3 separate regions of the Homo sapiens genome follow, and regions 1 and 3 are each linked to region 2. The links are chromatin loops, found by intact Hi-C in ENCODE. Cell type or tissue: Calu3. All regions are shown on one strand. Each heading gives the region's core, and the rest is flanking DNA. Links, peaks and the distances in the headings are about the cores only.

Region 1 (8,151 bases), core at 1,362-6,361, 110 kb before region 2:
CCAGACCTGGTATACATGTCTGTAGTCCCAGCTACTTGAGCGGCTGAGGTGGGAGGATTGTTTGAACTCAGGAAGTTGAGGCTGCAGTGAGCTGTGATGGGACCACTGCACTCCAGCCTGGGCAACAGAGCAATACCCTGTCTCAAAACAAAACAAAACAAAAAAACAAATGGTGGCTTGCATTAAGGGGAAGGAGAGTTAAGGTGTTGCAATGTCGTTTTGGCACTAGCAAGCAACCTCGGCAAAGTTGTAGAGAACTTTCTTCACAAGTGAGATCAATCTAACCACAAAAGATTATATTCCCCTGAGATTTAAAAACACATTTCATGAAAAGAAACTGAGTAATTGAAATTGGAGAGTGCCAGCTCTCCCAGCAGGGCAAGTGTGAGGCCATATTGATGCTTAATTTTCTTTTGAATACTTTAAATGAGAATTTGGATTTACCTGAGATTTAAACCTGATTGACAAAGCTCTTGAGGAGTTCTCGCAGGCTTCAGAAACAAGAGTTAATTGGGCAAGATAATGCAGTCAATTTTGTTAATTCTTCAAGTATTACAGTTTCTTTTCTTTTTCTGTCATTTTGGGGGGTAATTATAAAAGCAATAAAAATCAGATTTACAGACTAGAGTCTTTCTAAGTGATTTAAATACTATTAAGAGATGACTGGGCACAGCAAAATAAAACCAGGAAGAATTAGAGCCTCAATAGGCGATTGAAAATGTGTAAATTTGCTTAGCGATTTCTCATAAAAAAGTTCACAAGTTAAGTTTTACAAAGTTTTTAGTATGTATGTATTACTCCTGATCATGACATGGAATCGTGTGACAAATCAATTGACACTGTGGAATTTTGTCCACATGATAAAATGGAAAGCTGATATATCATTTTTGTTGATAAAGAAAGCCTTATTTGTATGTATTAATAGGCGATATTAGAAGAGGAAGGAAAGAATTCAATTTGAAAAGAAAAACTATATTACTTATTTGGTAGTAGCTGTCAAAACTCAAAACCTTGGCCCAGCACAGTGGCTCACACCTGTAATCCCAGCACTTTGGGAGGCCGAGGCGGGTGGATCATGAGGTCAAGAGATCGAGACCATCCTAGCTAACATGGTGAAAACCTGTCTCTACTAAAAATACAAAAGATTAGCTGGGTGTGGTGGCGGGTGTCTGTATTCCCAGCTACTTGGGAGGGTGAGGCAAGAGAATTGCTTGAACGGGGGAGGCAGAAGTTGCAGTTAGTTGAGATCGCACCACTGCATTCCAGCCTGGGGCGACAGAGCGAGACTCCATCTCAAAAAAAAAAAAAAAAAAAAAAAAGATTCAAAACCTGTGTCCCTATTGACCCTACAGAATGGAACAAATGCACAAAGTTGTAAGAACAAAGCTGTCTGTTTCTATGTGGCTTATAGTAGCAAAAATTACAAACACCCCAATTGTCCATAAGCTGGGAATTAATAAAATACATGATTTGTGTCCATACAATTAAATAGTTAGGTACATCTATAGCATAGATATAAAAATGCATACCATATGTTTTTCACAAATTCATTCAAAAGATTATATTGGATGTCAATTACATACTAGGTCAAGATGCTAGGAATAAAAGATACTAGGAAATAGGACATGTGTGTGGAGAGGGGAAAGAGAAAATAAACAAGTAAGATAATTCCAGATAGCCATGCTATCAAGAAATCCTACCAGGTAATAGGGTAAAGGAGAGTGATTTAGTCAAGGAAGGCCTGGACATGACATGTGAACTGGCCTGAATGATGAGGAGCCCTGGGACCCAGGAACTCATGTTCTAGGCAAACAGAAGAACACGTGCACTGGCTCTCAAGTGGAATGAGTTAGTTTACTGTGCTCAAGAGCAGAGAGGACCCATGCGGCAGGCACCACCTGAAATTGGAGAGGTGCTCCGGAGGTAGATCATGGAAGACATTTAGGCCATGGTGAGGAGCTTAGATTAATTCTACCTGCAATAAGAAAGAAGTTGTTGGAGGGTTCCAAGCAAGGCAGTAATATGATCTGACAAATAGCATCAAAAGATCAGCTGGCAGTGCATGCCTTAAGGGGAAGAATGGAGACAGGGAGGGGCATCATGTCAGAACTGTAAGAGTCAAAGATGACTATGTAAGAGTCGATGTGGCTGGGCGCGGTGGTTCACGCCTGTAATCCCAGCACTTTGGGAGGCTGAGGAGGGCAGATTACGAGATCAAGAGTTCGAGACCAGCCTGACCAACATAGTGAAATCCCGTCTCTACTAAAAATACAAAAATTAGCTGGGTGTAGTGGCACACGCCTGTAATCCCAGCTACTCGGGAGGCTGGGGAAGGAGAATCACTTGAACCTGGGAGGCGGACGTTGCAGTGAGCCAAGATCATACCACTGCATTTCAGCCTAGGTGACAGGGCGAGACTCTGTCTCAAAAAAAAAAAAAAAAAAAGAGTCGATGTAAGAGATGATGTAATTACAAGTCAGAACTGTGAGAATCAAAATGATGATGATATGGGCCATAATTTGGGCTGTGGTGATGGCAAAAAGTGGATTCATTTGAATTTTCTTTCAGGGCATGACATTATTTAGACCTAAAGCTTCAAATCTTTTGATTTGGAACCAGATCTGGGTTCTTACATAGACTCTCTGAAGTCTCATTTTTCTCCTCCGAATATGGGAATGAATAGTGTCTGCTGTATTTTTCAGGGGGCTATTGTTCAGATTAAATAAGACAAACCCACTGAAGGCATTTGGAAACTATGAAAATGCTATGTAAATATGAGGTATTACCATTATGAATTCAGAGATTCCACATAGAAAGCATGACCAGAATTGGGGTTAGGGCTACTTCCATCCCCAGTGTCATAGCATTGACTACTTCAGTGAAATCTCTTGGCTCTCAGTTTCACTAATGTAAAGTAGACAAAATGCATCTTCTCGTCTTAGTCAATGCAAAACAGTGAAGTGAAATTGGGAGAGGACGAACTAATTAGTAATTACAAAATAATTAACAAATAAGCTGCTGAATAAGTGATAAAGAGAACAAAATATTTTCCAATGTATCTCTGGCATACTAGAGTGATTTCATTAAGCCAAGATTTTCCTAAGATCTCAGCTCTTCCCGCTTTTCATTTAATGTCTTTGGGGGCTACTTTCTCTGTCAGGTACTAGGGGAAAGATCAGGAAGTTCCAGAAGCCCAGGTTGTTAGTAATCGCTGTTTCTTTCTTTCCTTTTTCTTTTCTTTTTTTTCTTTTTTTGAGATAGGGTCTTGCTCTGTTGCGTAGGCTGGACTGCAGTGGCACAATCACAGCTCACTGCAGCCTCGAACTCCTGGGCTCAAGCAGTTCTCCTGCTTCAGCCTCCTGAGTAGCTAGGACCACAGGTGTATGCCACTATGCCTGGTTAATTTTTTATCTTTTGTAGAGATGAGGTCTTACTATGCTGCCCAGGCTAGTATTGACTCAAGCAGTCCTCCTCCCTTGGCGTCCTACAGTGCTGGGATTACAGACATGAGCCACTGCGCCCGGCCCAGTAACCTGCAAGTTTCTTAATTGAGAAACGGGAAATGGCTAGAACCTACAAGGAATGTAACTCATTCCCTTCATACTTGAGGAACCACAGCTTCAGGGAAGGAATGAGAGCACTGGTCTTCGGCATAATTGTGATCACAAACATATGACATGAAATGTGAGCATTGGCAAAGACATCCCGTCAATTCACTTAATTTATTTTTTGATTGCCTTCAAGAAGTAGATATTGAAGGACATTCAGATCATGTTTTACAACCAGTATAGGAAAAGATTGGAAGTATTTTAAAACACTCCCCTTTCCTTTTTTTTTTTTTTTTTTTTTTTGGACTTGGGGCATAAGGAAGAAGGTACTTTTTATTTGAACGGCCAGGTGGTGAGAAGGGGAAGGAAGAGCTGTTTGATCAATAATGATTTATTAATCCAGAGGCCACATACTATAGTCATTTCTTCGGTAAAAGTCTAATTGACGTCAATGACTTTGAACATTCTTACTGATTGCCTTTGCGTTCAGTCTTATCTCAGTTTCATCATACCACTAACCACCTCCTTTTACCTTCAAACAATGGCCTCACCAAGCCACTTCTGAGCATGCCCCAGGCTTACTTTCCTAGGGAAAAATTGAGGATTACCTCACTTTCCTGAAAACGTGTCCAACAGAAACAGAGCACTTCTTTCTATGAAAAGCAGACAGCAATATTAACATTTGCCAATTTAGTTGGTGATTTGCTCAATTCAAGGACCACAGAATGTTTGTAGTAGGGCTAAATGTGTAGCCGGGTAGTTTTTGGGAGGCTGTTTTTGTCTTGTATATATTTTTAGCAAGTGAGAAATAGTGATCTCTCATATAAAACAGATGTGTGGTTTGCACAAAATTAAAATGATTTGTCCTTTGCTAGGCAAAATAGAAGTAGTGAGTGATGCAATATTTCAACTAAAAGATATATTATAGAACATTAACATATCAAGTTAGAAGAATGTTCTTTGCAAGCAAAAACATTGATTCATTAAAAAAACTTTTCAAAATAGAATTGTTCATAACTTATTATTGCTGTTCCCATAAAAATATTTTCTGTTTAAATTCATAACAAACATTCTTAGGAGGCGAAATGTCTTTTCTATGTCCCATTTAACAATGTAATTACTTTGTTTTCAAAACCTCATTTTATTCTAGCTGGAAGATATACGATCTTGTTATACAAAACAACCACTTCATCTCTACAGAATCTTATTATTGGAATATATGATTGTAAGTTTCTATAGAGGGTGGGAAGTATAACCTTTGTCTAGTTTAGATTACATGCCATGCAGCTGAAGCCTTGTCTTCAGAAAGATTATATAGGAATTACTTCAATAAAGTTATAAACACAGCTTGTATGTTAGGACATTACAGCTTTATTTATTTATTTTTTTAAAATACAAATTCCAAAGTCCCATCCCTAGAAATTCTGATTTTAAGTAAGTCAGGAATGGGACCAAGGAATCTGTATTTTTGTTTTTTTCTTTTGAGAAAGGGTCTCACTCTGTCACCCTGGCTGGAGTGCAGTGACATGATCTCGGTTCACTGCAACCTCCGCTTTCCAGGTTCAAGAGATTGTCCTGCCTCAGCCTCCTGAGTAGCTGGGACTACAGACACGCACCACCATGCCTGGCTAGTTTTTGTATTTTTAGTAGAGAAGGGGTTTCGCCATGTTGGCCAGGCTGGTCTTGAACTCCTGACCTCAAGTGACCTGCCCACCTCGGCCTCCCAAAGTGCTGGGATTACAGCTGTGAGTCACTGTGCCTGGCCATTTACAGCTTTTGATAGAAATGTGTTCATTTGTATTATTCTGTGATGAGACTACTAAATACTATTCTTCATAAGTGACCCATCCTAATTATATATGTTTAATAAAAAAATGGGAAAAGATAGAATGTGGGATAAAATTGTGAGTGTGTGATTTGACAAGGTGAAGTGTAACCAGGTGTAGATGCTGCAGCTTGAATATGTGACCTTTACAAGGTCTGTGTGGTTCTGTGATGTTCCCCAAGACTCTGCAGTTATCATCACACATGAACACCACTGACCTAAGATCCTCCTGGCTCTATGTCTTTGAGATGCCCTTCTCTCCGACTAAAACCCTTCCCCCACCCACTTTCCTCTGCCTTCCTCTGAGAAAATCCTAGTAATAGTTCAGTCAGATCTTGCATTAGGCCATCCCTTCCCCTTGAGGGGTCCCCTGAGCACCCCCTCTGATCCCTGCTGGCTAGGCTGGGCTCCCTACTTCAGCTGCCAGTACATCTGGAGCTGCTTCATTTCTACCATCTCACATGAAATTTATTACTGTTTATATTCGCCAAACAAGGACAAAGATTTGTCTGTCACACCACATTCTATACCCAGCTCCTAACACAGAACTGGGGAACAGTAGACAATAGAATGCATTGAATGCACAGATCTTTATTTTGTACAGAATTCATCATGATCACATTATAACCAGGCCATCAGATGTTAACTCAGCACTTACTTGTTTCATTAGAAGATGAATAGTTTAAAGAAGAAAAAAAAATACCCTCTTAGTTTCCTGATTATATCTTCTTAAACTTTTGGTTGATAGATATATTTAATAAAGATTCTAGTTGTAAGTGGCAACTTTATTTATTTGATAAAGACTCTAAGTTCCCACCTAGCTGAGAAGTTCAAAGTGTGAACTTGGGCCAGGTGCAGTGGCCTGTAATCCCAGCACTTTGGGAAGCCGAGGCAGGCAGATCACTTGAGGTCAGGAGTTTGAGACCAGCCTGGCCAACATGGTGAAACCCCATCTCTACTAAAAATAGAGGCCGGGCATCGTGGCGCATGCCTATAGTCCTGGCTACTCGGGACGCTGAGGCAGGAGAATCACTTGAACCCGGAAGGCAGAGGTTTCAGTGAGCCGAGATTGCATCACTGCACTCCAGCCTGGGCAACAGAGCAAGACTCTGTCTCAAAAAAAAAAAAAAAAAAAAAGCGTGAACTTGGCTTTGGGAAAGAATGGATTCAGGAGTTCATATCAGACAATTATAAATCCATCTCTCTTGTTCTTCTTTTGCCACTGTTATCTTCTGCATTGAGTTCATTCTCAGGCAGAGAATGAAGAGCAGGCGGGTTGCATTGTTTGTAAAGAGGACTCCCAGGGAAAAAAAAGAGAGCCTTTCCCCTATGAATCCCGTGCAGCTTCTGGAGTTCCTCACCAGCCCTGTTTGGGCCACATACCCATGCTAGGGTCCATTCTTGTAGCCATAGTAGTGAAAAACTTTGGCCAATCTAAGGAGTATGTTCACCTGGTGGAGGTAAGGAAGGATTCCCACAACAAAGAAGAATTTGTTAGCAGAAAGATGAAGAAGGAGAATATGTGCAGGCAGACAAAAGCCTTTGCTACCATGATTCTGTGCCAAAGAAATACTGGGCACCCGGGACAATCAATCATCAGCGTTGGTTCTGACCAAGCACCTTGATTTCACTTGCTCGGTATTTTTAGTAATGCATGGAAGCTAGTGAGAGAACACTTTAACCATTGCTTCTTTCATGTATTGACTCATTCTAACACAGAATGTTTGCACCAAGGTCTAAGAATACAAGAATGAACAGGACACACAATAGCCCCTGCCCTGATGGAACTTACATTCCATTGTGTGTGAGGTGGGGTGAGGGAGGTAGACAAAACCCAAACAAAGAAACCAATAGATCATTAGAAATTGTAATAAATGCTGTGAGGGAAGCCAACTTGGGGGTAACTATCATTTCTATCAAGTCTTTGCTCAGTGTCCTCTTTTTAAGGAAGCTTACCCTATTTTTCCTGTTTCAAATTACAGCTCACTCCATTCTGCCTCTCCCATTTCCCCTTCTCCCTTATGTTCATAGCTCCTTTGACCTTCTAACGTACCCATAGTCTATTTATAATTTACACATTAAGTTTGCATTTTTTTGTTTTGTTTTGTTTTGAGACAGGCTCTTGCTCTGTCACCCAGGCTGGAGTGCCGTGGTGCTATCACAGCTCACTGCAACCTTAAACTCCTGGGGTCAAGCGATCCTCCTGCCTCAGCATCCTGAATAGCTGGGACTGCAGGTATGCACAACCACGCCTGCTAATTAATTTTTTTTTTGGTAGAGATGGCGGGGGGCGGGTCTTGCTATGTTGCCCAGGCTGGTCTTGAACTCCTGGACTCAAGCAATCCTCCCATCTCAGTCTCTCAAAGTGCTTGGATTATAGGTGTGAACTACTTCACCTGGCCTTAAGTTTGCAGTTTTTAAAGTGCACTCCCTCTGCCATCCCCTCTATTAGAATGTAAACCCTGTTAAGGGCAGAAATTTTTTTCACCTGGTACAGGCAAGGAAGGATTCCCAGAATAGAGACTGTTATTTTCACCTATGTATCTTCCAGTGCTTCATACATAGTAGGTGCTTAATAAATAGGTATAGAATGAATGAATAAATGAAACAGAGAACAGAGGGGATAAGGGGGTACTTTGGACATGGAGGACAGAGGTGACCTCCTTGAGGACATGAGATTGTGGGACATCAATAGTGAGGATGCATCCTTGAGAAAACGTGGAAGACAAATGCATGGAGTGCTTCCTTCTGCTTCCAGTTTGTAGAAGCGTCACTTCC
Region 2 (8,151 bases), core at 1,543-6,542:
ACTCCGTTGCCCAGGCTGGAGTGTAATGGTGCAATCTTGGCTCACTGCAACCTCCATCTCCCGAGTTCAAGCGATTCTCCTGCCTCAGCCTCCCAAGTAGCTGGGATTACAGGCATGTGCTACCATGCCTGGCTAATTTTTTGTATTTAGTAGAGATAGGTTTCACCATGTTGGTCAGGCTGGTGTCAGACTCCTGACCTCAGATGATCCACCTGCCTCGGCCTCCCAAAGTGCTGGTATTACAGGCGTGAGACACCATGCCGGCCTGAAGGTATACTTTAAATATTGAAATATAATACATTGGAATTCTAAAATTAAAAAGACTGGGAACAGTTTGAAGGCAAGAGGAATTATCATTGTTTTATGTTTAGATTCCTAGTGATTAGCACTCTAAATGTGTGCTACAAGTAATTATTGAGTGAAGGCCTCTTCAGCATGTGTTTACTTATTTCTCAAGCAAAGGAATCAATGAAAATATAGAGAAAAGCCAGTTACATTACAGAACTTCCTTGATGAGGAAGGGGCCCTAGTGATCTTTCTGAGGTAATGAAAATAGTCTATTTCTTAGTTACTGGGTATGTTCCTAGCTAAAAATTACTCTAGCTGCATACTAAAAATTTGTACATTTTACTGTTGTAAATTATACATCAAAAACCAAGACCAAAACCACACAAGAAAAGCTGAGTGTTCCAGAAGCAGCTTATTCTTTGGAATATTTGATCAACTTTTGCTTTTTGTTTCTTTTCTCCTATTAAGCAAAGCAATTTAAATTTGATTCAGTTTGGGTGTAGAATATAGTACCTGCAGTGAAATTTCTTAGTATAGTTGTCTATTTCCAAATTGTATATAATTGTTACCACTGGCAATTTTGATAGAAAGTGAAGGGTAAATATTCAAAGCTTTACTTACTTTGTCAACTTTCAAATTATTCCCTGCACAAGAACCAAACTATATGATGAAAAAAAGATTAAAAATTAATCTAATCAAATTTCTAATTTTAGTTATACTTCTTTAATTCCCACAATACCAGCTGTATTCTTGGGTCATATTTGTGAGCAGGGTCTAAAGAGCACAATTAAGGCTGTTCAATGACTTGAACAGGGTGATAATTTTCTTCTTTGGAGATAGCTACTTTAGTCTCTCTCTCAAGTGTTTGTACACCTCAACTTAAATTCATTTTCTGAAAAAGATGAAAACAGAGCCACTGTTTATTTGCAGACAGCTCAGATTTTTCACCCATTTCTAGTATTTTAGGTCCAATTATCATTTCGTGGCATTAATGTTATCTCAGAAGCATTTTTCCCATGGTTAAGTTGGGTTTCAAAGATCATACATTTATCTTGTCTTGGAAATTGACAAATGTGTTTAGTTATGGATGAATTTAACTGTTTATGCCCTTGACTTAGCCCTTTCATATGGTGTTTTCATTGGAACACAGGACCCAAATGAGTTGTGCACCAGCACAGGGTATCTGTTGAGGTCATTTTTTAACCACAGACCTGATGCTGCTGAGAGGAAATTTTCTAATTTTTGAGTGGCTATGTTGGGGAAAGCAGGAGGACAGGCATGGTGCAAAATAATTTCTTAAAAATCAAATAACAAAGACAATCTTTGACTATTTAATAAAATCTTTTCATTTTAGACATCATTTATTCAGTAAGTATAAAACGAATACTTTTATTACCTCAAACTGTGAACAAAAAATTTTGCCAGGACAGTTAAACACATGTGAATATAATTGTGGCATTAACATGCTACTTTGTGAAGGTAAAAGCATTTTTTTTCCCAAGAGATTTAATGTGCTTCATGCCCTAGGTGTTTGCTCCTTAACATTTCACTAACTCATTTATTCTACCTTGCTCAAACTCAAAACTCATCTGTACTTCTTGCCATCTGAGTCTGTTTGAACAACCTTATGGGACAGTTTTCTAATTCTCCAAAGAGCTGAACATTAACCAATTAATTCATCATTTTCTTTAAAGATCAAATAATGGGCCCAGACTGTCTTTCAAAGAAGGAAGTATTGAAACTGTTTCCATCAAGGATATTAAGAGAAGATCTATCTACCTTGGGAAAGCTGTTAGAATCAATGTTTAAGACCTGAGTACTATTTAGGGCTAAAATAACCAGCCAATGATGGCAGGGTTCATGCCTGAGGATCTTCTGGGTGTTTTGACTTCCATTATCTCTAATCCCTGAAATGGTGTGGTAAGGTTGGTATTAGTATCCCTGTTCTGCAAATGAGGTCACAGAGACTCAGAGAGGTTCATTGAACTGGTGAATTGTTTATCAATGATAAAAAACTAGGTCAGTCTCATTGGAGGGGTTATACTGTTTTCATTACACTTATACTGGATGCTGGAAGGATTCTGAGAAACGACAATGGTGTGAAAGGACTTAGTTTTCCATTTTTTTTATGCTCTTTTATGATGTGGTTAAAGCAAAAAGCAAGAATGGCTTGCGTCTAAAGATTTCCTCTCTTTAGCAGAGCAGAGCCTGCTCCCCTGTGTCTTCCCATAGCCTCTGATTCCATGAGGCTCCTGTATGTTGGATGGGAGATATCCTAGTTTCTAGCATCATCAGCTTTTTGAGCTGCAACAAGGGTCAGGAATTACCCAACATATCACCCAGTGTCTGCATGTGAGCAGGTTTCTAAGGATACAAAGGGCCCATGGTACCTTTCCAGAGGAATCCACGCAACACATCACTCTGCACCTTCTCTCATAAGCTCAGCCCACACCCTCTTTGTCGACTGTCTCAGTGGCCCTGCATGTGTCTTAGTTGGGATGGCTTAGTTTTCTCCCTCACAGTTGGGAGTAATTGGGCTCAGTTGATATTAAATCATCATAACCCACATTTTAGGTGGACACGGAAGAGATGTTAGTGGGGCTTTCGGGCACCACAATTCCAAGGTTCTAATTATCTCTCTCCTGATGGCAGATCAGATAACATAATTTAATCAAACAAACCAAAACAAACAACAACAACAACAACAACAACAAAAATTCCCATAGACAATGGAAACAACTTATGATATCTTTGCAAAGAAAAAAGGATTCATCTTCAAACAGTATGGAAAGAACCCACGACCTCTTGAGTCAGTCAAGCCAGTCTATATTTGAATCCATCCTCTCCATTTGCTGTTTTATAATATCAGTGAATCGTTTAACAGTTCTGAGTCTTTGTTCTCTGTTAAGTGGGATAATAATTTTGACCTTAGAAGGTTGTTGTGAGAAAAAATGAGATCTATCCTTCAAGCAGCTAACACGATACCTGGCAGTAAGCCCTTGGTAATAGTGGTTCTTCCTTTCCTCCCTCTCTTGTTGAGCCCATTGATTTTTCTAGGAAAATATTATTTTAGAAGGTGAAAGAGTCTTTTCTTCCCATTCGTTTAGGGACATCAAATAGCCCTTGACTTTTAAGACTCTTGAAATTGTTTATTTTATATGAGTTTTTAAAAATAGCTTACTTAGCAATTCAGGAAACACAATTACAAAAAGTGAATCTAGGCTCTACCATGACTGCAGTGGAAAAAAAGAATAGAAGGAAAAAACAAAACAGAAAGAGCCAAGGAGAATGCTGTGTACATAAGTTATAAACAGGAACACTTCCGACGCACAAACTCCAGGCACCTCATTACTTTGTGAACTGTATATTCTTCCCAAGTATGGGGGAGTTTAAGTTAATGATGTGATCCATTCACCCCGTTATATTTTATTTATGTTTTCTTCTACAGTGAAATGAATAGTCAAAAACAATGACCTGCTTATTCTGTGAAGAAGAGGAAAAGGAAGAGGTGTGTTTCTGTGTGTGTGTGTGTGTGTGTGTGTGTGTAAATTTTCCCCACGCTTTAGGAATTAAGGTGATTTTTAACCAGTTCCACCACAGGTTTATTTTTAAAACCTCTTAATGATGTTTAGAAAACAAAGCCTAACACGAAGGACAGCAAATGGCAAAAACACTGTGAACTTCTCTGTAGAGGACCAACCCTGTTCCCCTCCTGCTCCGGTCAGATTACCTCTGGGGAATGTGCTGTTCCTTGGAACGAATCCCCCTCAGTGCAAAAGAAGAGAGGTTGAAAAGTTTAGGACGTGGAAAATATGTGGAATTTGCTCTTGAATAATGATTTGTAGTTTTCTTTTGCGATAAATATGACCAATGACCCAGATAGGAGGATGGCAATTATTTAATGAATCAAGCTTCAGAAACGTAAAAACACTTCATAATAAAAATGAGAGCAATAATAGCAGGAAGCCAGGTTAAGTAAACAAGTAGAATGCTTCATGTATCTGTAAATGTACATTTGTGAATTCCAAAGCTATGACTGTAAAAGGGATTATTCTAATGATACGGTGTTCTCAGTTTCCATTGCTCATTGAATTGATTCTTCTGAATTTGCAGATAATGTTCCATGCTGACTTTCTGCACCCATCGAGGAGTCAGTTAGCTGGGACAATGTATCACCTGTGTAGGACTGTGACTTAGCAGGTCCCTGGCTCTGACAATCATTTACCTTTATGCAAGGCGCTTTTGCCCTACAGTCTCATGTGTCTCAAAGTAAATCATTTCCAAATCTGTTACAGCCAGCATATAACCCTCTTTTTGTGTTCAGTTATAATTTAAAATCTGCCCTCTTGTGTGAAGTTTTCATTGACTAGAGACCGTTCCTCTAATTTGTGAAGTGGGATATGTTTTTAAATTTCAGAGAACAGGAAGATGAATTGTTTTTAATGGATTTTTTTTAATAGGCAAAGCTGTGTATGCACAAATGCTGGCCAGTGTAGGGCTATGATCTTCACGGAGCCACCAGTGCAAACATTTTTATCTTTTAAAAGAAGAGTAGATAGCTATTAACCCTGCGATATATGGTGACACCAGGTTGGTAACTTTGGGAAAGTTGCACCCTTTCTTTCTCATAAAACAAAGGATTGAATTAGATGATATTTAAGAGCCCTTCCAGCCCTAAGACATTGTGAGAGCAAAAAGTTTTCAAGGTCAAGAGAACATTTTAGAAAGCAGAGAGCTATTTAGATGTTAAAAGAAACAAAAAAGAAAAGAACCACCCCCTGACCCCGCCCCAGCTTCAACATTTTTACCTTCCTCTCTGGTCTCTGAGTAAATCGCAGTAGGTAGGAAATTAACCTGAGTAATTTGATGGCTGGATCTATAGTTATCCCTTTCCTCCATGTCAATGTTCCCCAAATATTAGCGTGCAGAAGGACCACCTGAGAAGCTTGTTAAAAAGGTAATTGCAAGGGTCACAATTCTAGAGTCTGATTAGGTAGCTTGAGAATGGGGCCCAGGAATCTGCCTTTTAAAGACATCCCAGGAGATTCTGATGAAGGAATGATGCATCGTAAATCAATAAAAGTTATAGGCCGGGCACAGTGGCTCATGCCTGTAATCCCAGCACTTTGGGAAGCCGAGGTGGGTGTATCATGAGGTCAGGAGTTCGAGACCAGCCTGACCAACATGGTGAAACCCTGTCTCTACTAAAAATACAAAAATTAGCTGGGCATGGTGGTGCATGCCTGTAATCCCAGCTACTCAGGAGGCTGAGGCAGGAGAATCGGTTGAACCCAGGAGGCAGAGGTTGCAGTGAGCCAAGATTGTGCCATTGCACTCCAGCCTGGGTGACAGAGACAGACTCAGTCTCAAAAAAAAAAAAAAAGTTATAATATTCTTAAGAGGGAGGAGAAGTCTTTCTGGGGGTTATCCAGCTAGTGGGGAGGGAGGGGAGTCTTTTAATAGCCTATCCCTGCTTAGGGAGGCTCCCCAACTGACAGTGCAGGTGGGAAATATATAATATTCCTCATGTGGGTTGTGGTTGATTCACTGCCAAATGCTACTGGTCAGTTTAAACTGAAAGCACCAAACAAACCAACCTATTGAAAAAAAAATACTATTTGAGAGGAAAACAGCTCTAGTATCCAACCAATTAGAAAGTAGGAGAATTCATTGGAGGAGCCTCAGGATGGGAAGGAATTCTTATTTAATTTCTCAAATATGTCAGGTGCTTATATAACACATTGTCTTCTTTAATCCTTACAACAATCCATGAACAAAGAATTAGTCTTATTTTGCAAACAAAGAACCTGAGCCTGGTGGACCCAGCAGTTCTCAGCCTGAATGCACAATAGAATCACCTGGGAAAGGCTGGTGGAACTTTGAAAAGTTATCTATGCCTGCCCCTGACCCCAGATATTGCAATATTACTGGTTGGGCATCGGCACCTTTAAAAGTGTCCCAGAAATGCTAATATGCAGCCAGGGGTGAGTGCCACTGGTATTAGCCAAAGCTCACAGGATTAAAATGATTCCCAGATCACAACGTACATCTTTTGACTTATTCTAGGAGAAACTCATGGTCTAGCCGAACCTCTGAGGAGAGATTGTCCCGTTTTATGAAGATCTGACTTTATTAAAAATGTGCTCAGGTCATAGAAATAAAATCTTAGAGGAAAATTTTGCATACTATAACATATTATTTGGTCATTCCTATAATCTGAGAGGTCTGTGATCCCTTATAGTGAGGAAATTGAGGTCTCGTGAGTTTGTATCTTTCTCACACTCTCAGGGACAAAAGGTGGAATTAAACACAGGATATCAGAGCCTTTGGAGGGTAGCAAACCCTTTGGACGATACCACTATTCTTACCTTAGAAGTTATCTCAGCTGATCTTAACGTTTAAGTCACTGCTTTTATTACCCCAGGTAGTAAAGGACTATCTAGTTTCAAAGAACTTCTGAAAAAATGAAATCTTTAATATACCTTTTGAGCCCATGGCAAAGTCATTTAACCTCCTGAAAGTCTTAGTTTCATGATTGTTAAACAGAAGCAATAATATCAAACATATTTATGGACGACATGGTGATAAATAAACATATTTCAAATGCTTTTGGAAAAAAATTCTGCTTTACAAAAGAAAAAAAGGCCTTTCACTTAGAACACATTAATATTATAGAAATACTTTAATATGATATTAAAATATATAATTAACTTACCAGTTTCTCAGTACTTTATTTAAAAATTCATACTTTTATTTTAAAATTTATACTTTATTTTAAAATTAGCACCAGCTTTCATTTTTGTAACATGATACAATTTTTTTTGGTAAGTATCTAGTGTCATTTTAATGCATTTAATCCTATTGTAATTGCATCTATTTAGGGAAAGGGTGAGTAAAGTTTTCAGGTAGGCAACAGGTGAGATGAGCCGTTCCAAGTAGAAGGAACGACATACTAAGAAGTGGAATTAGTACAGTGTGACGAGAATGTCAAGTGTGTTTGGGTGAGATGTAGGATGTGAAGCTGGAAAGATGAGCCCGGACAGATCATTAAGGACAACGTATGCCAAAGACTTTTTCTTCTAGATCTGCGATGTCCATTACAGTAGCCACCAGCAACTGGTAGCTATTGAGCACTGGAAATGTGGTTAGTCCAAATTAAAATGTGCTGGAAGGGGCAAATACTCATTGTTTTTCAAAGACTCGTGTAAAAAAGTAAAATATCTAATTAATAATTTTATATTGATTATGTGTTGAAAAATAATATTTTGACTATGTTAGACTAAATAAAATACATTATTAATAATAATTATATTTGTTCCTTAAACATTTTTTTAAATGTAGCTACTTTGAAATTTAAAGTTACACATGTGACTTGCATGGTATTTCTGTTGGCCAGGGCTGTTGTGAATCAGGTGTCAGCAAAGCACAATCTACAGGTCAGTATTCTGTTTTGTTAAGGCCAATGGGCAAAGAAAGGTTTTTCACATATGCTTGAAGAAGAAGGAAGAGAAGGAGAAGCAGCAGCAGCATCGGAGACTGCATATGGTGCTTTACTACTTACTGTTTGGCTCTTTATAATGAAAGTTTGCTGGCCTCTGCTCTAAGGTCTCGCTACTCTCACTGCAGTCCACAGAACAGCAGCATTGGCATCACCTAGGAACTTGCTGGAGATGCAGAACCTCAAGCTCTAACCTAGACCTACTGAATCAGAATCTGCATTTCAATGGGACCCCCAGGTGATTCGTACACATACTAAAATGTAAGAGGCACTAGTCTAGATGATAGAGAATCATTGAAAGACATTACAAGCAGGAGAGTGATGGGTTTAGTCTCCTATATGAAAACTCTTTCTTTACACTTAGA
Region 3 (8,151 bases), core at 1,362-6,361, 250 kb before region 2:
AAACTTCTAGAATTGAGATGTTCATTTTTAAAGTGGATTGATAGGAACCAGAAAGGGAATTAAAACAAAAACTGTCTGGGTCAGAGGCAGAGGAGAGAAGAGAGGAAGTATGGCACAGCAATCCATACCATGGGAAATGTAGGTGAACTCTCAAGGGAAAAAAAATTGGGACCACTTTCATGTCGTCTGTTTTGGCACTTTCTTCTTTGTCTGAGAGTCAGAGTGGTTATCATGACAACAAAAATATATTAACCACAAATTGTAGAAATCTCAGTTGATGAGGACAGGGTCTTTTAAAGTTTAGACTGACTTGGTTAATCCTACAACTTCCTGAACATGATACTGCTAAATTAGGCAGAAAGGTTGTGCAGTTTCTGTTTCGTCAGAACTAAACAAGTGTTCAAAGCAACTCTGAGGTTCCTCCCTTTCAGAAGGAAACATTTTTTTAAGGGAATTTAAGAGGTGAAAAAGTATCTATATAAAACTCAGCAGTAAGCCAGTAATACTTTAATATACAAATTTATCTCACGAATTCTTATAAAAAATTCATAGAAAATTATAAAATCATAAATGTAGGAACTGCTAGTTAATGCTCACTGAAAGAACGTTTTGGCATTTATTCCTACTGGAATATATGATCTCCAGTAGGATTCTTCACAAACAGAGAATTAAGACTACATTATGAATATTTAGTGGTTTTGAAAGTTAAACAGCTGGCAAGCTTTGGGGAGCATTAGGAATAATATACATTACAGGATGGGAGGGAGGAACATACCAACTCAATACTCAAGGGAAGAGAACTGTGAAAGAATGGAATGGGTAGGTTGAACAATTTCAGACTTTTAGATGTATATTACACATGTAAGCTCCATGAGGCCAACTGTTTTTATTTTGTTAGCCATTGTATCACAAGTATTTGGGACAGTTCCTGGCCTATAATAGATGCTTGGCGAATTGTTTATGGAATGAATTTTGGGTGTAACACATGACAAAGAAAAACTAAATACAAGTCAACAAATGTCAGTTTTTACAGTTGTTTCATGGTCTTTTTTTTTTACCAATGTGAAGTTATCAGTACCAGACTATTTTGCTTCAATCTGCAAAAGGAAGGTGTGTGAAGGTGTGTGTGACTCTCAAAGAGTGAATGCCCTAATAGTCCATTTTGGAGGCCATGTTTTCAAGTGAACTGATTGATGAGCTGCAAGCTTCTGTCTGGCTAATTTAGAAACATCTAGGACCAGTTTCTGGTTAAGCAGTTGTGGTACATGAAATTCAATGTATAGGTGATTCGTGCAACAGCTTCTGAATTTTTTCCTCCCTCACCCACCTTACAGCCATTAGTCCTATAATAATTTAATTTGGGTTTGTTGGTATAGAAACTGTATTTGCACAATAATGATAAAGCCACTCAGGCTCATCTAGTCATTTCCTGGATTTATGTGTGTAGGAGTACATAAAAATAAGGGCACTGATTCGTTTTGTACTTGTCTAAAATTGTTATTCTTCAGTTGTTCAAAGGTACACAAAATGCTTTTTTCTTTATGAGGTAAAAAATACTTGGAGGTTATAAGAAATAACTCTTAACTAGCTTACTTTGAGTGGCTTTGATATGTATTTACTCATAATGGAATTCATGAGCTTTCCTTCTTTCGCTTGGCCAAGATTTTTTTTTTCTTTGAAATTCCTTCTCCGGTGTTATCTAGGATGTTTGCATTACAAGCAGGCCGCTTTACCTCCTTTGTTCGTTGTCACAGGTGAAAAGCCATACAAGTGTACCTGGGAAGGCTGCGACTGGAGGTTCGCGCGATCGGATGAGCTGACCCGCCACTACCGGAAGCACACAGGCGCCAAGCCCTTCCAGTGCGGGGTGTGCAACCGCAGCTTCTCGCGCTCTGACCACCTGGCCCTGCATATGAAGAGGCACCAGAACTGAGCACTGCCCGTGTGACCCGTTCCAGGTCCCCTGGGCTCCCTCAAATGACAGACCTAACTATTCCTGTGTAAAAACAACAAAAACAAACAAAAGCAAGAAAACCACAACTAAAACTGGAAATGTATATTTTGTATATTTGAGAAAACAGGGAATACATTGTATTAATACCAAAGTGTTTGGTCATTTTAAGAATCTGGAATGCTTGCTGTAATGTATATGGCTTTACTCAAGCAGATCTCATCTCATGACAGGCAGCCACGTCTCAACATGGGTAAGGGGTGGGGGTGGAGGGGAGTGTGTGCAGCGTTTTTACCTAGGCACCATCATTTAATGTGACAGTGTTCAGTAAACAAATCAGTTGGCAGGCACCAGAAGAAGAATGGATTGTATGTCAAGATTTTACTTGGCATTGAGTAGTTTTTTTCAATAGTAGGTAATTCCTTAGAGATACAGTATACCTGGCAATTCACAAATAGCCATTGAACAAATGTGTGGGTTTTTAAAAATTATATACATATATGAGTTGCCTATATTTGCTATTCAAAATTTTGTAAATATGCAAATCAGCTTTATAGGTTTATTACAAGTTTTTTAGGATTCTTTTGGGGAAGAGTCATAATTCTTTTGAAAATAACCATGAATACACTTACAGTTAGGATTTGTGGTAAGGTACCTCTCAACATTACCAAAATCATTTCTTTAGAGGGAAGGAATAATCATTCAAATGAACTTTAAAAAAGCAAATTTCATGCACTGATTAAAATAGGATTATTTTAAATACAAAAGGCATTTTATATGAATTATAAACTGAAGAGCTTAAAGATAGTTACAAAATACAAAAGTTCAACCTCTTACAATAAGCTAAACGCAATGTCATTTTTAAAAAGAAGGACTTAGGGTGTCGTTTTCACATATGACAATGTTGCATTTATGATGCAGTTTCAAGTACCAAAACGTTGAATTGATGATGCAGTTTTCATATATCGAGATGTTCGCTCGTGCAGTACTGTTGGTTAAATGACAATTTATGTGGATTTTGCATGTAATACACAGTGAGACACAGTAATTTTATCTAAATTACAGTGCAGTTTAGTTAATCTATTAATACTGACTCAGTGTCTGCCTTTAAATATAAATGATATGTTGAAAACTTAAGGAAGCAAATGCTACATATATGCAATATAAAATAGTAATGTGATGCTGATGCTGTTAACCAAAGGGCAGAATAAATAAGCAAAATGCCAAAAGGGGTCTTAATTGAAATGAAAATTTAATTTTGTTTTTAAAATATTGTTTATCTTTATTTATTTTGTGGTAATATAGTAAGTTTTTTTAGAAGACAATTTTCATAACTTGATAAATTATAGTTTTGTTTGTTAGAAAAGTTGCTCTTAAAAGATGTAAATAGATGACAAACGATGTAAATAATTTTGTAAGAGGCTTCAAAATGTTTATACGTGGAAACACACCTACATGAAAAGCAGAAATCGGTTGCTGTTTTGCTTCTTTTTCCCTCTTATTTTTGTATTGTGGTCATTTCCTATGCAAATAATGGAGCAAACAGCTGTATAGTTGTAGAATTTTTTGAGAGAATGAGATGTTTATATATTAACGACAATTTTTTTTTTGGAAAATAAAAAGTGCCTAAAAGATGTATGTGGTGCTTTTCTTCTTTACCTGCAATAAAGAGTCTGATCAGGGCGGTTAGTGAGAAATCAATTCCACACATTTGTAGAGGAGCCACATTGAACCCGTACCTACATAAGACGGGGATTTATTTTTTGAGACGGAGTCTCGCTCTGTCACCCAGGCTGGAGTGCAGTGGCGCAATATCGGCTCACTGCAACCTCTGCCTCCCAGGTTCAAGTGATTATCCTGTCTCAGCATCCCGAGTGGTTGAGATTACGGGCGCACGTCACCACGCCTGGCTAATTTTTGTATTTTTAGTAGAGGTGGGCTTTCACCATATTGGCCAGGCTGGTCTTGTGAACTGACCTCGTGATCCACCCACCTCAGCCTCCCAAAGTGCTAGGATTACAGGCGTGAGCCACTGCGCCCAGCTGGGGGATTTATTTTTTAAATTAGCATAAAGGGAGTCATAATTCACGAATACTTATCTGGCCACGTAATGCACGAGACCTTAAGCATCCTTAGTTGAAAACACCATAGAGAGTTAACTTGCATGTGCTAGTCTGGAGGCTGTGTCATCAGAGGCAAACAAGAAGAATTGGTGTAACACTTAAAAAAATCATTAGGATTTGGTTTTATTCCGCAGCAACAAGTACACCTAGAACCTACATCTTGTGTTTTTTTTTTTTTTGACACTATCACACAGGCTGGAGTGCAGTGGCGTAATCGTGGCTCACAGCAACCTCTGCCTTGGGTTCAAGGGATTGTCCTGCTTCAGCCTTCTGAGTAGCTGGGATTACAGGCACGTGCCACCATGCCCGGCTAATTTTTGTGTTTTTTGTAGTGATGGGATTTCACCATGTTGGCCAGGCTGGTCTCAAACTCCTGGCTTCAAGTGATCCACCAGCCTTGGTCTCCCAAAGCACTGGGATTACAGGCGTGAGCCACTGCGCCAGGCCTAGGTTTTGTTTTTATTTGTTTATTATTATTATTTTTAATTATGCTTTAAGTTCTGGGGTACATGTGCAGAATGTGCAGGTTTGTTACATAGGTATACACGTGCTGTGGTGGTTTGCTGCACCCATCAACCCGTCATCTACATTAGGTATTTCTTCTAATGCTACCCGTCCTCTAGCCCCCAACCCCATGACAGGCCCCAGTGTGTGATGTTCCCCTCCCTATCTCCATGTGTTCTCATTGTTCAATTCCCACTTACGAGTGAGAACATGCGGTGTTTGGTTTTCTGTTCTTGTGTTAGTTTGCTGAGAATGACGGTTTCCTAGATCTTGGTTTCTAATACCATTGTCCAATTTTTAAAAAATGAGCTCCTTAGAGAAACAGCTGATTCTAAGATTGGAGTGGGAAACATGCAAGTCCGGAGCATCCTGTAGTGTGAGAAAGTGGTATATCAGAAGGAATATAGGAAGCGATGAAAAAACCCGGCCGGGCGCGGTGGCTCATGCCTGTAATCCCAGCACTTTGGGAGGCTGAGGCGGGCAGATCACCTGAGGTCAGGAGTTCAAGACTAGCCTGGCCAACATGGTGAAACCCCGTCTCTACTAAAAATACAAAAAGTAGCCGGGCGTGGTGGCAGGTGTCTGTAATCCCAGCTACTCGGGAGGCTGAGGCAGGAGAATCGCTTGAACCCAGGAGGCAGAGGTTGCAGTGAGCCAAGATTGTGCCATTGCACTCCAGCCTGGGGGACAAGAGTGAGACTTCCTGTCAAAAAAAAAAAAAGAACCCTACAATAATCGGGGTATGTCAGCAACAAAGTAAAGCAGGATTGCATTATAATACAGTATAAACTATCCCTTTGTCTGTACTGATATAAATGGTTGCATAAACAGAAGAGAGAGATCTGTGCCGAATGACTCCAAGTAAGTTTTTTAGATACCTCACCCTCAAAGAGTGGAAGAAAACTGTCTACTCTTCAGTGTGGGCTACATATAGTGACTTCCTTCCAAAGATTACCTTGTGGAAAGGAGGAGAGGAGGAAGAGTAGCTTTACAGTGGGTAAGTCTGCCCTCACCACCTCAACCAGTTGATCAAGGTCCACCTCAGCAGTGATAAGTCACGCTGATAGTGTGTACCCTTGATATGATGTGATGAAAATGGAACTTTGCTTCTCCTTCTGAAAACATGTACCCCAGCGTGATCATGAGAAACACATCAGACAAACTGCAATTGAGGGATATTCTACAAAATACCTGATAAGTATTCCTCAAACTATCAGGCCATCAAACACAAAGTCTGACAGATTGTCAAAGTCAAGAGACATGACGATACAATGTCATGTGGCATGTGGATGGGATTCTAGCACAGAAGGAGGGCACTGGGGGAGAATGGAGGAAATTTGAATAAAGTATAGAATTTCACTAATGTATCTTTTTTTTTTTTTTTTTTGAGATGGAGTCTCGCTCTGTAGCCCAGGCTGGAATGCAGTGGCGTGATCTTGGCTCACTGCAACCTCTGCCTCCTGGGTTCAAGTGATACTTTCACCTCAGCACCTCCCTGCCTGCCCGTCGAAGTAGCTGGGATTACAAGTGTGTGCCACCCGGCTAATTTTTGTATTTATTTATTTTTTTTTTGAGATGGAGTCTCGCTCTGTCGCCCAGGCTGGAGTGCAGTGGCGCGATCTTGGCTCACTGCAAGCTCCGCCTCCTGGGTTCACGCCATTCTCCTGCCTCAGCCTCCCGAGTAGCTGGAACTACAGGTGCCCGCCACCACAGCTAGCTAATTTTTGTATTTTTAGTAGAGACGGGGTTTCACCGTGTTAGCCAGGATGGTCTCGATCTCATGACCTCATGATCTGCCCGCCTCAGCCTCCCAAAGTACTGGGATTACAGGAGTGAGCTACTGCGCCCGGCAAGTTTTGTATTTTTTGTAGAGACAGGGTTTTATACCATGTTGGCCAGGCTGGTCTCAAACTCCTGACCTCAAGTGATCTACCCACCTTCCCCTCCTAAAATCCTGGGATTATAGGTGTGAGCCACCATGCCCTTTTCGGCTGTAATGTGTCCATATTAATTCATTGATTGTGACAAATGTATCATACTAATGTAAGCTGTTAATATCATACTAATGTAAGCTGTTTCCCCCTGGGAAACTGGGAATGGGGTTAGAGGAATTCTATTATCTGCAATACTTCAGTAAATCTACAACTACTAAAAGAAAAGCGTTAGTTTAAAAAAAGTGAAGAAAAGCCAGGCATGGTGGCTCATGCCTGTATTCCCAGCACTTTGGGAGGCTGAGGCAAGTGGATTACCTGAGGTCGGAGTTCGAGACCAGCCTGGCCAACATGACAAAACCCTATCTCTACTAAAAATACAAAAATTAGCTGGGCATGGTGGCATGCACCTGTAATCCCAGCTACTTGGGAGGCTGAGGCAGGAGAATCACTTGAACCTGGGAGGTGGAGGTTGCAGTGAGCCGAGATCGCACCACTGCACTCCAAAAAAGTGAAGAAAAATCAGTATCACTATTACATATTCCCACAATAAATGGTATGGGGGAGGGATCCCCAATGTTCTCAGATCTGAAGTAAAAAACTGCAGTTATGTATTTTGGCAACATGTTTATTTAGCCTCATTATTTGACTCCTCACTCTTCCTAATCATTGGAGTAATATCTAGCTCAAGAATATTACACACTTCATTCCTTTGCCACAGCTTTTTCCCTCCCTCCCTCCCTCCCTTCCTCGCTTTCTTCCTTCCTTCCTTCCCTCTTTCCTCCCTTTGTCTTTTCTTTCTTTTCTTCTCTTTTATTTCTTTTTCTTTTTGAGACAGGGTCTTGCTCTGTCACCCAGGCTGGAGTGCATGGCATGACCGTGGCTCACTCCAGCCTTGACCTCCCAGGTTCAAGCAATCCGGCCATCTAAGTCTCCCAAGTACCTGGGACTACAGGTGTGAGTCATCATGCCTGGCTAATTTTGTGTGTGTCTGAAGACGGGAGCCTCCCTGTGTTGCCCAGGCTGGTCTTGAACTCCTGGGATCAAGGGATCCCTCCACCTTGACTTCCCAACTTGTGATTACAGGCGTGAGCTACTGTGTCCACCCCTGCCCTGAAACTTCTTAGATTCTTTTTGTGATTCAGCTCTAATTGATTGATAAGGAGATGTCAAAAAATTACCTCCTATTTCTGTGTGAATTGACTTAAGCCACTGCAGCAATTGAATACATCTAATGTTTGCCAAATTTCCTCTTCATGTTGCACTGTTGATACAGTGTTGGTGTTGGATTTTTGATAAGGTATGTGAACATGAAACTGTGATTATAATGCAAGCAAACATGTAATACCTTGTGTATTTTTAAACAGTATTAGTGAGTTTTCAAGGGAAAATGATTTTCAAAAGGCAACTATGCCTAACCAACTTTTCAAAGTTGCAAATAATTTAATTGCTTATCATTGTTATGCTCATTTAATGACTATCTGGGTTCAAACATATTCTGACTGTTTATCTGTAAACGAGCTACAGCAATTAGACAAAAATTGAGCAATATACCAGGTTCCAAGTGCAATTATGTGACTTGATTTCAAATAAGTAATGTTTTGGGGTTAACTATCTTCAGTTAATTTTTATTCTCCCCACT

What was found. A loop is a pair of places that touch in the nucleus more often than their neighbours do. Peaks named below come from ENCODE experiments on the same cell type or tissue, not always from the same donor. Only the 100,000 strongest peaks of a DNase experiment are listed, where the experiment ranks them.
Region 1: a loop joins it to region 2, with 7 times the contacts of the local background. A loop is called at or near these places in 4 of 110 quality-filtered maps.
Region 3: a loop joins it to region 2, with 5 times the contacts of the local background. A loop is called at or near these places in 6 of 110 quality-filtered maps.

Annotation. Positions count from the first base shown.
Region 1 is chr13:73,212,462-73,220,612 of GRCh38, forward strand. No RefSeq gene overlaps it. Among named protein-coding and RNA genes, the nearest start is that of KLF5, 160 kb to the left of the region's middle. In Calu3, for the core only: no CTCF peak of the experiment used is centred there; a DNase peak (open chromatin) is centred at 3,520.
Region 2 is chr13:73,321,569-73,329,719 of GRCh38, forward strand. No RefSeq gene overlaps it. Among named protein-coding and RNA genes, the nearest start is that of LINC00392, 240 kb to the right of the region's middle. In Calu3, for the core only: no CTCF peak of the experiment used is centred there; a DNase peak (open chromatin) is centred at 4,473.
Region 3 is chr13:73,073,954-73,082,104 of GRCh38, forward strand. It overlaps KLF5 (KLF transcription factor 5), which reads left to right. Exons shown (of 4, transcript NM_001730.5): 4 at 1,755-3,585. The coding sequence ends at 1,933. Among named protein-coding and RNA genes, the nearest start is that of KLF5, 19 kb to the left of the region's middle. RefSeq lists enhancers at 775-1,581, 1,582-2,387. In Calu3, for the core only: no CTCF peak of the experiment used is centred there; no DNase peak of the experiment used is centred there.